2 separate regions of the Homo sapiens genome follow, and region 2 is linked to region 1. Evidence: read pairs that join two places in POLR2A ChIA-PET (ENCODE). Cell type or tissue: PC-9. All regions are shown on one strand. Each heading gives the region's core, and the rest is flanking DNA. Links, peaks and the distances in the headings are about the cores only.

The links. ChIA-PET counts read pairs that join two places held together with the same protein. Peaks named below come from ENCODE experiments on the same cell type or tissue, not always from the same donor. Only the 100,000 strongest peaks of a DNase experiment are listed, where the experiment ranks them.
Region 2: POLR2A ChIA-PET joins it to region 1 with 27 read pairs; 4 of 35 experiments call an interaction of 5 or more read pairs at or near these places.

What each region holds. Positions count from the first base shown.
Region 1 is chr9:124,298,934-124,301,845 of GRCh38, forward strand. The region is part of intron 1 of NEK6 (NIMA related kinase 6); the gene reads left to right. Among named protein-coding and RNA genes, the nearest start is that of NEK6, 42 kb to the left of the region's middle. RefSeq lists an enhancer at 193-1,098. In PC-9, for the core only: no CTCF peak of the experiment used is centred there; DNase peaks (open chromatin) are centred at 998 and 1,528; H3K27ac peaks cover 570 bases.
Region 2 is chr9:124,235,667-124,238,578 of GRCh38, forward strand. No RefSeq gene overlaps it. Among named protein-coding and RNA genes, the nearest start is that of NEK6, 21 kb to the right of the region's middle. In PC-9, for the core only: no CTCF peak of the experiment used is centred there; no DNase peak of the experiment used is centred there.

The DNA.
Region 1 (2,912 bases), core at 139-2,638:
GAGCCCTGCCCATGTGAGGCCACAGGTGAGCTCCTGAGAGTGTGCAGACCATGGCATCTGGCTGCAGCTGTTGGAGAATGCGGTCAGCGCCACGTGGGGAGGGCAGGAATGACATTCCCAAGCACCCGCTAGGCTCCTCCCCAGTGGGATTTGCCCAAGGTCTCAGCTGGTGAGTGACAGGGTCTAGATTCCACTGCCACAGTTTCCAGTACATGGGAGGCCCCAGGGCAGGTGGGCGGGTAAGCCGATGTGTGCATGGGTCTCGCAGGGGTGACCTGTGGGCCAAGGCTGGTGCCTTCTGAGATAAAGATGGAACCTTCTCACTGAAGACAGTTCTCCACTCTTTCCCTGGAGGTCTCCCTAAGGGCAGAGGACAGTGAGCATGTCACCCTGAGGGGTCTAGGGGTGCAGCTGGAAGCAGCTGCAGAGCCTGCAGGAGGCTCAGTTTTATCTTCAAATTCATGCGCATTTTACATTCTGCTCTCTCTCATATTCCCCCTAACAAAGATGCCTGGGGAAGGTGCTCGTGTTTATCTGTTTATCCTGGGGCTCTTTATACCCTGGGTCTTCCCCTGTGTCACCTTGGGATGTCACCTGCGCTCCAGTGCAAGAACTCGGCACAAATGGTGGAGACACCGAGGGTGCCATTTTCCCATCTGCATTTGAGGGCTTGGCAGGGAGAGCACTGAGCGCTGGGAGACCCAGGTGGGGAGATGAGGCCTGTGCTGAGGCAGAGGCAGGGGTGGGGAGGGAAGAGGCAGGTGCACCCATAATGCCCCTCCGTGTGACACTGATCTGACAGTGCTCTGTGTGCACAGACTAAAAAGACAACAAGAGACCTACTGACTGATCTGTCCACACTAGGATGAACCACATCAAATGGCCAAGTCTGTGGGTCAAAGTTGGTTGAGTTTCTGCAGCTTCCCAAGCAGGAGACTGCATGAGCCAGGCTTGGCAGGACTTGCAGCCAGCGAGGGCCCCCCTGACCCTGAGTTGGGCGTGTTCTGCAGTCCATACCATCCACTTCCCTGCAGTCTCACATCCTGTCATCTATTTTGAGAGAGCAGGTTTACCCCAGAACAGTCTGTGGAAGGTGTGGGGCAGGGAGGAGAGCTGGGCCGCCCTGAGGACACAGAGGGAGAAGGGTGCTGGGAGCCAGCCTGCAAGTTCTGGGGAGCCTCAGGGTGCCTTTGAGGGCACAACTTGGGAGGCCAAGCTCAGCGGGTGAGTTAGGGTTTGGTGGACATCCTTTGACATGTCAAAGGGTGTCACAGATATCCCTGGAGCCTGAGAGGTCTGGTCGGCCCACCACTGTGGCTGGAAACAGACTACAGTGGGGAGGAAGGAAGAGTGACTTGCACCCTGAGACACAGTGGCCGGACCTCTAGGAGCTGGCTGTGACAGCCCGGAGGGTGTTGATGCCTTTCCCACCTCCTGGAACACCCCCGTGTTAATGGGGGCGTGGGTCTACCTGGGAGGGAGTGGCAGGGCTGCTGGCCCAGCAGACCGGGGGAAGACTCTTGGTTTGGAATTTGACTGGGGCATAGGTGACCAGGTGAGACAGCAGGAGGCGGGGTCTGTCTGGAGAGAGATGACGTCTTTGGCTGGGTCCTCCAGAAGCCAAACTTGAGATGGGGATATGTAGGCATGGGATTTATGAAGTGCCCCTGGGAGAACCACTCAGGGAGGAGGGAGGGCAAGGCCAGGAATGGGCAGGAGACGGACCAGAGGTTCCTTCTCAGACAAAACCCGCTGACCGCGCCGGGGGCTCTAGGATACGAGTCACATCTTGGAGGGCCCCGACCTGAGACGGGACTGGCTTTCATTCTCGCCCCCTCAGCTGTTGAATAAGGGCCACCGCAGGGGAGGGGGCTCCATTCCTCAGGACTTCTGGCTCTCCAGGGGTACAGCTGAGCTGCTCCAGGAGCCTAGGCCAGGCCTCAAGGGGTTCTGCCTAGGATGTGGTCACATGAGAGGTGCCCCTCGGGACATCCAGGGCTTGTCTGGGAGAAGGAGCAGCAGCCAGAAACAGGGGCCCCATCACATGTGTGATCTAGTCCCTTCCATGCACACCATGTGGGAGCCCTGGCACACAGGAGGTGCTGCAGAAATGCTTGTGGGGTGAGCGCAGGTCTCTCCTTCTGGGGAGGAGGAGGGCTTTTCCCCTGGCATCAGGAAGCATCCCGGTGGCTGGGTCACACAGGTTCTATGCACATAACCTCAGACCCTGCCCCAGAAGCACTTGTCTGATGGGGGAGGCCAGAGGCTAAAATATTGGGGGAGATGCCCAGATGGCCTTGAGCTCAGGACTGGGCACACAGTGGGTGCTTAACCAGGGGCCTGTGGCTGCTGTGACTACCTATGACCAGCATCTCTGACTCTCCCAGGGCAGCCCAAGCCCTGGAGGCTGAGGGGGGCTGTTCCTTTGCACAGAGGTCTAAGTAGGACGGCAAACAGGACCTCTTGGCCCTGGCCTTCCCTGTGTCACACGTGTGGTGCGCCAGGGCCCAGCCAGGACAAGGACGTAGGTTCCTTCCCACAGCAGCTGTCTGCAGCCTGACCCAGGCCTTTCTCTTCTGAGCACCCAGGCTGCCAGCATGGGTATAGGTGGGGGTGACAATGGGGGATAGGGGTACAGAACTGCTCCCCAAGAAGCAGGGGCAGTGCTGTGGAAAGAACAAGTCTTTGGACTCCAGCAAATGTGGGGTTGAATCCGGTGTCTTCCTTCCTGGCCTTGGGGGCTGCTGATGGACGTTTCCCTGCCTGGAGCCTCTTCCAGTGGGGATAATCCTAGTGACTTAGGACAGTCTAACAGAAGGAGACTGTGTCACCCGGGGGTGTCAAGTTGTAGCCCTGCCACTTCGGAGCTGGGTGACCGTGGGCAAATTACTGAACGGCTTTGCACCTCAGCT
Region 2 (2,912 bases), core at 203-2,702, 63 kb before region 1:
AACAAGCAAATAAATAAATATGTAAATAAATGGCAGATTGGAAAGGATTAAGTGAAACTGTGTTTGTAGAGAACATGGTATCTACATAGAAAAGTATACTACAAAGCTAATAGAAATATGTGAATTTAGCAAGGTTGTAAGATATACAGCCAATATGCAAAAGTCTATTGTATTTCTACTTAACAGTAATTTTAAAATTTAACATTGAAATTAAAAATCGGCTGGGCACGGTGGCTCACGCCTGTAATCCAGCACTTTCGGAGGCTGAGGTGGTGAATTACGAGGTCAGGAGATCAAGACCATCCGGCTGAAACCGGATGTTGAAAACCCGTCTCTATTAAAAATATTTAAAAAAATTAGCCAGGTGTGGTGGCAGGCACCTGTAGTCCCAGCTACTTGGGAGGCTGAGGCAGGAGAATGGCATGAACCCGGGAAGTGGAGCTTGCAGTGAGCCAAGATTGAGCCACTGCATTCCAGCCTGGGGGCCAGAGCAAGACTGTGTCTCAAAAAAAAAAAAAAAAAGAAGAAGAAATTAAAAACCAATACCACTTACAATAGCATTAAAAACATGAAAAGTTAAGGGACAAATATCATGAAATAGGATTTGTACATTGAAAATGGAAAATCATTACCAAGAGAAATAAAAAAAATCTAAATAAAAGGAGAGATATACAATGTTCATGATGAGAAGACTCACTACTTTAACAAAATATTAACAATTCTGAAGAATTATGTTAGTACTTTCCTAATTGATATTGCAATTTCAATCAAAATCCTGGCAGGCTTTTTTTTTTTTTTTTTTTTGGTAGATATTGACAAGCTGTTTCTAAATTATATATGGAAGTGCAAAGGACCTAGAATAGCCAAAACAATTCTGAAAAAGAAGGAAGAAGTTGGAGAACTCACATTACTTTATTTCAAGACTTACTATAAAGCTACTATACGCAAGACAGCATGGTGATAGCGTAAGCTTAGACCTATGGATCAGTGGAACAGAAATGATTCCAGAAATAGACCAATATCCATTTGGTCAGTTGATTTTTGACAAAGGAACCAAGGTAATTTCAATGGAGAAAGAATAGTCTTCTCAACAAATGGTGAAGAAACAATTAGACATCCATATCCAAAAAAAAGAACCTCAACCCTTACCTCCCACACCATGAAGAACTTCAAATGGATCATAGACTTAAATAGAATATAAACCTTCAAAGAGATAATAAAGGAAAATATCTTTGTGATCTTGATAAAGATTATTTAAACAGGATGCAAATAACATAAACCATAAAAGTCAAAAATTGAAAAATTAGCCTTCAAAATTAAAAACTTTTCCTTTATGAAAGTCACTGTTGGGAAAATAAAAAGACAAACCAAAGACTGGGAGAAAATGTCTGATAAGTAACTGGTCTCCACAATTTTAAAATAACTCATAACTCAATCGTTAGAAGACAAACTAACCAACAATAAAATAGTCAAGTACTTTGAAGAGGCACTTCTTCAAAGACATATGGACGGCAAATAAGTGCATTAAAAAAATTCAACATCATTATTCATTAGGTAAATGCAAAATAAAGCCACAATGACCAAGTGCTACACACTTATAGAATGGCTAACATTTTTAATACTAACAATACAAAGTGCTGGTGAGGATGTAGAGCAGCTAGAATATATATTGCTGTCAGGGATGCAAAACTGTACAACCATACTGGGAAATAGTTTGACAGGTTTTTTATTTCGTTAATAGATGAACCTTGAAAACATTACGCTAAGTGGAAGAAGCCAGTCACAAAAGATATATTATCTGATTCCATTTTCTGAAATTTCCAGAATGGGTAAATCCAGAGAGATAGACAGTTGATTAGTGGTTGCTTGATGCTCGGTGGGGGAAGGGATGATTTCTCTTTTGGTGACGAAAACATCTTAAAATTGACTGTGGCGATGGTTGCACATATCTGTGACTATACAACAAACAAACACTGAATTGTACTTTTTAAATGGATGAAGTGGATTGTGCGCTAATTATATCTCAATAAAGCTGTTTTTTTTAAATAAAAATATTGAGCTAGGTGAATCTTCACATTTCTCCCGCTCTCCATTTCCTATCTCCATAGTTTTTCTTTTTTCCAACAAGTATTTCTTGGCTGCTCCCAAGCTATTCATGTTTCCAGTTCTCTCTCTTCCTTTTCCCCCCTCAAATGTTCCTGCATCAGCCCATAACCTGAATGGCCAAAGAAAGGATTCTCCTGGGGAGTGGTGGGTGCAAAAGAAGCTACAAGGCAAACACAGAATTCTCGTTCTCCATGGGGCAGGCCTTGGGCCCCAGGACCAGGATTAGGTAAGGCGAGTGAGGTATCCAGGACCCAAAATAAAAAGAGGTACTCACCCAGGGCATGTAAGTGAAGGTCGGCTCCTGAGAATGGATGCATCCTTACATCTTTTTTTTTTTTTTTTTGTAGTAAAACACACATAACAGAAAATTTACCAGTTCAATCATTTTTTTTGTTTTGTTGTTGTTTTTGTTTTTTGTTGTTGATGTTGTTGTTGTTGCTGTTGTTGTTTGAGACGGGTCTCGCTCTGTCGCCAGGCTGGAGTGCAATGGCGCGATCTCAGCTCACTGCAACCTCCGCCTCCAGGGTTCAAGCGATCCTCCTGCCTCAGCCTCCCGAGTAACTGGGACTCGAGTGCTCCATCATGCCCAGCTAATTTTTTGTATTTTGGATAGAGATGGGGTTTCACCATGTTGACCAGGATGATCTCAATCTCTTGACCTTGTGATCTCCCACCTTGGTCTCCCAAAGTGCTCGGATTACAGGCGTGAGCCACCGCGCTGGGCTGGTTCAATCATTTTAAAGTGTACAATCAGTGGTTTTCAGTACATTCGCAATGCGTGGAACCAGCACAACATTGTCTAATTA